2 separate regions of the Homo sapiens genome follow, and region 1 is linked to region 2. Evidence: read pairs that join two places in POLR2A ChIA-PET (ENCODE). Cell type or tissue: PC-3. All regions are shown on one strand.

Region 1 (4,000 bases), 140 kb after region 2:
CTCCCTTTACACAGTACACCACATCTGGTTTGCAACACAAAGTTACGAGGCACACTAAGGGAGAAAAAAAACGCAGCTTGAAAGACAGGCCTCAGAACTAGACTCATATAATGATAGCAATGTTGGAATTAGTATACTAAAAGTTTTAAATGACTATAATTAATACAATAAAGGCTGTAATGAAAAATGTTTGAAAATGTGCAGAAACAAATTGTAACTTAGCAGAAAAGTGAAACCTCTATAATTGAAAAGAAAATAGAAATTTTTAAAAAGTAAATAACAGAAATAAAAATGCATTTGATAGACTCAGCAACAGACTGGAGACAACAACAACAAAAAGAATTACTAAGCTTGAAGAACCCAATAGAAATTTCTCACACTAAACAACGAAGAGAAAAAAATAAGAAAAAAATAGAATGGAGTATCTAAAAACTGTAGGAAAATTAAAAAATTGTAACATATGAAGAGTGGAAAGATTGAGAGAGAAGAAAGAGATGAAGAAATGGAAAAATATATATATTTGAAGCCAGAATGACTTTCCCAAAATTAATAACAAGTATATCAAATCTAAATAACAAACAGATCAAGTAAGCTCAGAAAACACCAATCAAATTAAAGACCAAAACATTTAAGCCTACCTGTATTATGTTCAAATTAAATCATATAAACAGAAAATTTCAAAAAAGCTACAGGCGGAAAACAACTTATTATTAAAGGAGCAAAAATAATAATTTCATACATAATTTTCAGAAATCATGCAAGGTCTCTACAGTGGGCTGTCCGGTCCTCTTCTGCAGGGTTGGTGGGACACCACTGAGCAGATCTGGGGGCCCTGGCTTGCCCACGAATATCCCAATGATGAGTGCAGGCACCAGTAGTAATAGGGGTGGCTGGGAGGAGCCCCTGGTGAAGTGTGTTGAGGTCTCTGCAGGGAGGTGAGGGGGCTGTACTGGCTCTTTCTCCTAAATAAGCAGAAATGTGATTTGTTTCCTTATCACACCCCTGTTTCAGGGCTCATGACTCCTAGTTCAGATGCACACTCTAGTCTATCTCCAGACTGCAATGTGGTTGACAGCCACGGGGGAACACTTGTTTTGCAACTCTCCATGGGAGCAGTTTCAGGTCATAACCTTGTCACTCAACCTGATACAGACAGCTTTAAGGCTCACCTGTTCTCTGATGTGGCAGTACTGCTGCTTCCTGTAAACAGGAGACACCACCTGTGGGCTTGTGCATGTACGTATTTGTTGTGGTGGTGCCACTTTGGGGCCCATGTCAGTGGGTGTTGGTCATGGTGTTGTCAGCTGGTTGGATCGGCCTGAGCTTAGGCCCTGGGGGAAGTGGTCAGGTGCCGGAAAAGTTGGAACAGGGTAGGTAGTTCCCCAGCTCCCAAGCCCCTAGATGGCCTACTGGACAGCATGTGTGACTCCTAAGGGGCAGGACCGGAGTCAGGGTAGCCCAGAATTCAGGTGCTGGCTGTGATGGAGTGGGCTGGTCCCTAGGTCACCAGGCAAACTCTTAGGCAGGGTAGGTAGAATGCTTCAGTGGCGAGAGCCTGAGGGAACATTACAGGCGTGTCAGAGTTGGGTTTTCATAAGGGCTCTGGGCCATAGGTGAACTGTTCAATGGGGACAAGAGAGCTGTGCTGTGAGCCTTTCACTGGAGAGGGCAGGACCCCTCAGCTGGGGCAACGGAGACTGGCAGCTGTTGGGCACACGGCACACTTGCACTTCCCTCCCACCCAAATAATGCTGAACTTCACAGCTGCAGGCATGCAAAGATGCCAAGCATATTCTGTTACCACTAGGAGTTTTCCCCTGATGAAAGCAGAGCCACGATCCACCACGGTGTTCAGGTGGGGACAAGGTCCCTGCACTGGAAGCCCAAGCTGAGGCTTGCCTGGCTTAGAGCAGTGAGGGTGGGTGGGGTGAGTCACATGGTTTACAAACTGAGTAGTTCCAAGAGAAGGGCAGAGCTGTGCCTGTCTGAAGAGTTCAGGCTGGGGCGGAGTTGCTGTGCTGGAAGCCCTGATGGGAACTTTGCCTGTGGAGGAGGAGCACAGCCTTCTGACGACACTGTGGCTGCAGCCTCTAGCAGGATTATTGCACTGAACTGGGCTGCTCAGGGATCCAGGACCTGTGGGGCTCCATGTGGGCTTGAGCAGCACCTCTGCAAAGACTCCCAGCAGCTCTCTGTGTCGGTCTAGAGGCCCGGGGCTGGAGTTAGGGGGATTCTGCCATGCCCAGGGTTGCAAAGGTCCCTGTTGGAAGTGTGAATCTCCCGGGCACTCTCCCTCACTCACCTTTTCCCCATGGTAGGGAGTTTCTCACTGGTGCGCACTAGTCCTGGGCGGGTGGCTGCCCAGCTTCAGTCCTTTCTGTTCTCTGTGGGTGCCTTGCTTCCTTGGTAAATCCTGACACGGTCTCAGATGATTCCCTTGAAGAGCTAGTATTTACTCACCATTATGTTTCCTCTTCATGAGATCGCTACACACTAGCTGCTTCTAGTAAGCCATTTTGGACCAACCTCCAAATATCAAGCTTTTAAAAAGAATAAAAAGCCATCTTATCTGGTACACTTGAAATACAAATTTTGAATTTTGAAATTATGTTTCGTCTGAGCAGGAGGCTTGCTGGCATGACTTGGCCTGCAAAATTGACCTACTTTGATCTTTGTAATTAAACGAGACTTTTGAACTTCTTCTCTGTAAATGAATTCTTCAAAATGGTCATTAAAGATACTCCTCGTACGTCTTTGTTCATATTTTTTGTTTTAAATAAAGATTGACTTGCCATCAGTAACAAATGTAAAACTAATACAAAGACACTATCTGGAGTAGGCCGTAAATGTACTGGTCTGTGTATACCCGGCATCTAGGAAGTAAATAATAATAATTATGGCACTTATTATTACATGGGATAGCAAAGCATTTATTGACACCCAAAGCTTCAGGTGAAACACAGAATTAAATGGCTTCTCTAATTAGATGGCTCCGCTAGAAAGGAAGGTGCAAAATATTACGGAAGAGCATTGATCACAGTGCATTGGCCCATTATTACCCAAATTCTGAACGATAAAGGATGTTTTTTAATTAATTCTCTATCTCCCCATTGAATTATTGGACTCCTCACCACGTTTTCCATTGCTTGAATGACATATGGGAGTGATCACCTGTCTGCTGCTATAGGTGTGGAATATGGGAATCAGTTCTTTTCCTAGGTCTGTTCTTAGGCAGGCAGATTTGATTTTGTGTCCGGACAGCAATTCCAAGACAGTCAGCACCATTACTCCCAGAATTGTATTTCTAATCACAGGACAATAAATTTCTAATTAGACACCAACTTATGTAAAATAAACATGTAGCAGAAAAGCCAGGAAAAATTAAGTTAGGTTAGAAGTTAAAAGTAGCCGGGTGTGATGGTGTACACCTGTAGTCCCAGCTACTTTGGAAGCTGAGATAGGAGGATCATTTGACCACAGGAGTTCAAAGTCAGCCTCGGCAATAAAATGAGACCCCCATTCCCTTCCAAAAAAGTAGCCAAACATAATTATTAATTTTTCCCTATCTAAACCTCAAATTTTTTTGTTTGTTTTTTTGTTTTGTTGGAGGCAGAATCTCACTCTGTCACCCGGGCTGGAGTACAGTGGTGCGATCTCGGCTCACTGCAACCTCCACCTCCTGGGTTCAAGCGATTCTCCTGCCTCAGCCTCCCGAATAGCTGGGACTACAGGCGTGTGCTACCACGCCTGGCTAATTTTTTGTATTTTTAGTACAGACAGGGTTTCACCGTGTTAGCCAGGATGGTCTCGATCTCCTGACCATGTGATCCACTCGCCTCGGCCTCCTGAAGTGCTGGGATTACAGGTGTGAGCCACCATGCCCAGCCCTAAATCTCAATTTTTAAATCAGCAATGTGAGTGCAACAATATTTGATAATTTAGATTTGCTGCTTGTGTTTTCCTTGTATATTATGTCTGGGAAGTTGACATAATATATGGC
Region 2 (4,000 bases):
CCATATTTTTGAACATTCAGAACGAGTATACTCACATTTCTTCTCTTGCTTCTGGTGACCCAGATCTTGCCCTCAGCTGGAAAGCTGTCATGCCCTGTGTTTCTATTTTGAAATATGTACCTTGTTTACTGGATCATATTTGTCAGAGAAAGTGTATCAGCACAAACATTTCAAAATCTGCACTCATTATTCTGTAGAACTGAGATAACTTTTGTCTGCTTCATTCATTTGTTGATGACTCAAACTCATTTATTGGCAAACATTATTTGAATGAGTTTCCTATTAGTCTCTCTTAAAGAATATTAACAATAATGATATGCAAAAGTCAATATTCTTTACTACACAGACAAACTGAATTTCTCAACCCACTTGACAGTTTAAAATTGCCATTAGGAAGAATTTGACTTTCAAGGAGAATTAAATGGCATTTATTGTGGTGACTGATTATCAGCATAAGAACCATGCATTTTTCTGCTACAGTAGAGGAAATAATTTAATTAGTCTGTTATTGTAAATGTTCTGATTTTAATACATTAACTTGTGGCCTGCAGCTGATAGAAAAGAAATTAACACTGACTCTTTTTGACTGTGGAATGAATTGGATTTTCCAGGGCAAGAAAATTAATTATAAATGCTCTCTATTTAAGATTGCCAGATTTTTTATGATAAATGATGTAATTATGAGATGTCAAGTATACAAATAGTCATGCATCGACATTTCAGCTTATTAATTCCAACATTCACCATTGCGTATGACATATTCTTCACATTTAATTGCTCAGTAGAGGGGAGGCAAAATCATTGTTCTCCTCATTTTCCTTGTGATTTTCAGGCAGTACATTTCAGAAGACGTTGAATGCTAATGCATTAAATTTCTGATGACAGCCTCATGTTGCATTTTGAGCTAAGACCAAAATAAATAAAATTCAGGATAAAGTAGGATAAGGCAACAGAAGGAGGAACAAAGCTTTACAAAATGGCAAGTTGGGTGAAGTTTGTCTTCAGCTCCCTCTCATCTCTCTGTTTCCCTTCCTCTCTTCTACCCATTCTGGGGTGTGTGAATGAGTCCTTGGTGCCTTGATGGCGAATTCTAGGGTCTCAGGAGCTTCCACCTTTCCCGGAAATGCTCTCCTTCTCTCATTGATCAGTGTCCCTGTTCATTCTGTTACAGCATGAATACAATTGAACAGCATCGGAAGAATTCAGGGCCACTCCCCTGTGGCCACAGTTATGAGTCACAGTTGATAAGGTACATAATCTTAAAAATCCTGCAGTACCTTTAAAAATAAGTTTGTATTTTGTTCATCCCACCTGTGATGTTCAGTTTTACAAGTCAATGCAGTTAGGCTACAGTTCCCAGTTATCCAATCAAACACCAATCTAGGTGTTGCTATTTTGGTATAGCAAAAGGTGTTTTGTAGTTGTGGTTAAAGTCTGTAATCAGCTGACTTTAAGTAAGGGAGGTGATCCTGGACTATTTGCATGGACCAGTATAATCACAGGGGTCCTCATTAGAGGGAGGCAAGTGGGTCAGAGTCAGAAAAAGAAGACATAATGATGGGGGCGGAGATTGAAGTGATGCCCTTTGTGAAAATAAATTCATCAAATTGAAGCTGTTGGAATGTTAAATTATTTTGAGGCTTGAAGGAATGTGATTGTGAGATCTGAGTCATGCAGCCAGCAGCTGTAACCTTTGCTTCACCGATGATAAATTAACCCTCTTCCTAAGTTTTCCTTGTTTTGTAAAATGTTGTGAAAGAGTAAATGGCACCAGAGAGAAGACCCCTTCACTCTTAATTACTAACCTTTTATTATAGATTAACTGCCTTCTTTCTTTTCTTGCACACAACTCAGACCAGATGGTGCAAAATATCCCGTGGCTATCAAATTGCTTAAGACAGAATTTTTTTAAATTAAAAAATTATTTTTTTTAGAGACAGAGTCTCATTCTGTAGCTCAGTGCAGGGGTGTGATCACAGCTCACTGCAACCTTGAACTCCTAGGCTCAAGTAATCCTACTTCAGCCTCTCGAGTAGCTGGGACTACAGGCACAAGCCACCATGTCTGGCTTAATGTGGACTATTAAATATGCCTTTCCTTAAAAGGAATAAGCTGTAACAAATCAAAATTACTGCAACTCATAACCCAGTCTTATGTGAAAGTGTTGTAATCATGGTAAACTTCTTTGTATTTATCTAAATGAGTGTGAAACCCTGACCTCTCCACCTCTGAGCACTGACTCCACTCCTTTGGAGTTTGTATTTCCCAAGAGGACAAATTCGAACTTTGCTCTTGAATAAACTCTTTAAATTTGGATTCTGATCCCTTTGTTTATTTCAGGTTAACACCTTTGATGGTGGAGGAAGGAGCTGCCGGGCAAGGAACATGGGTAGTCCCTAGTGGTTGGAAAGACATGGAAAAGCAGATTCTTACCTGGAGCCTCCAGGAAGAACCAGCCCTGCCAAAGTTAGGTTTCAACTCATTGAGACCCATTTCAGACTTCTTACCCCCAGAATTGTAGAGTGAGAAATTTGAGTTGTTTTGAGCCACTAAGTGTGTGGTAATTTGTTACTGCAGCAATAGAAAACTCATATACCATAAGATACCTCTGAAAATTATGCAAGTGTGTAAAATCTACTATTTATTCAATCTACAAAAACTGCTTTGATGCCTATATGCATGCAAATCCTTCTTGCAATAACTCTGCTACACCTCTAGAGGCACAGTCCGTAGGTTGATACCATTGACCAAAACAGACAAGTGTGGGCCAGGCAACACCTCCCATCAGTCCCTGCTGCACTTTCCCTTCTAGCCCTTGGTAGAGTCTCACGATCCTTCTCCAGGCAGCCATGTCCAGGCTTTCAAGATGAAACCTATCAGCTTTCCCCATCAGACCTGTATCTCATTTTCCCCCTTTTTGTTACCTGAGGCAGGCAGAATTCTAAGATGCACCCTAAGATTCCCAGCCCCTGGCATATATACCCTATGTAATCCCCTCTCTTTGAGGATAGGCAGTACCAGTAAATATGATGGATGCCACTCCAGTGATTCCATCCCTAATCAGCTCGCACTGAATTAATCAAAAGGAAGATCATCTGGGTGGGACTGATCAAGCCAGCTGAGCCCTTAAAAGTGACAAGAAGTAGCAGCAGAAGCTGTTCTACTTAACAAAGAAAGCAAACAGCCATGTTGTAAACTGCTTATGGGGACCATGTGGCAAGAAGCGTCAGGCAGCTACTAGCTGAATAAGGCCTTGGGAGATGACCAGCAGGAAAGGAGAAACCTCAAACACACAGCTAGAGGGAAATGCGTTCTGCCAACAACGCTGTGAGCTGAGAATGAAACTGTGAGCATGATTACGAGAAAGGGACACAGTCCAGCTGACATCTTGGTTTCAACCTGGTGAGAAGTGAACAGAGAGCCCAGGTAACCCATTCCCAGATGCCTGACTCGTGGAAACTGTGAGACAGCAATTGGTGTTGCTGTAAGCCACTAAGTTGGTGGTCATTTGTCATGCAGCAATAGCAAATAATACACCATCTTGCAAAAAGCATATACTTCAGTTTGCAACCACCAAATGCACAAAATTAATGTAAACTATGTTATTAATTTTTTATAACCATACATGTGCTACAGAATAAGAGAAATGCTTTTCTAAAATGAAAAGAAGTTGTAGTCTGAGCAGAATGGGTGGTTGGAAGAGATGCTTCCCTTTAAAGTAACCTTCCCTTCCAATCCCTTCCCATAATTCCTACTTGCTCACTTGGAATGCTAGATCAGCTCAGGTAGCAAGGAGATATTCCAGGCTTTCTAGATTACTGCTATTCATGCTGGCTTCCAAATCCTGTCGTTTCCACGACCTTGGGGGTCTTTGTCACTCACTGGACCTTCTACGCAACGGCAAATGGAACTTTTGCTTTATCCTCCTAAATCGTAATCCTATTGCATATTTCCACACTGTTTTTTTTTCCTCCTCATTCCAAAGCATATACCAGATGGT

Evidence for each region. ChIA-PET counts read pairs that join two places held together with the same protein. Peaks named below come from ENCODE experiments on the same cell type or tissue, not always from the same donor. Only the 100,000 strongest peaks of a DNase experiment are listed, where the experiment ranks them.
Region 1: POLR2A ChIA-PET joins it to region 2 with 5 read pairs; 2 of 35 experiments call an interaction of 5 or more read pairs at or near these places.

Annotation. Positions count from the first base shown.
Region 1 is chrX:8,986,697-8,990,696 of GRCh38, forward strand. No RefSeq gene overlaps it. Among named protein-coding and RNA genes, the nearest start is that of FAM9B, 45 kb to the right of the region's middle. In PC-3, no CTCF peak of the experiment used is centred here; a DNase peak (open chromatin) is centred at 1,985.
Region 2 is chrX:8,847,417-8,851,416 of GRCh38, forward strand. No RefSeq gene overlaps it. Among named protein-coding and RNA genes, the nearest start is that of FAM9A, 48 kb to the left of the region's middle. In PC-3, a CTCF peak has its summit at 2,713; no DNase peak of the experiment used is centred here; H3K27ac peaks cover 3,806 bases.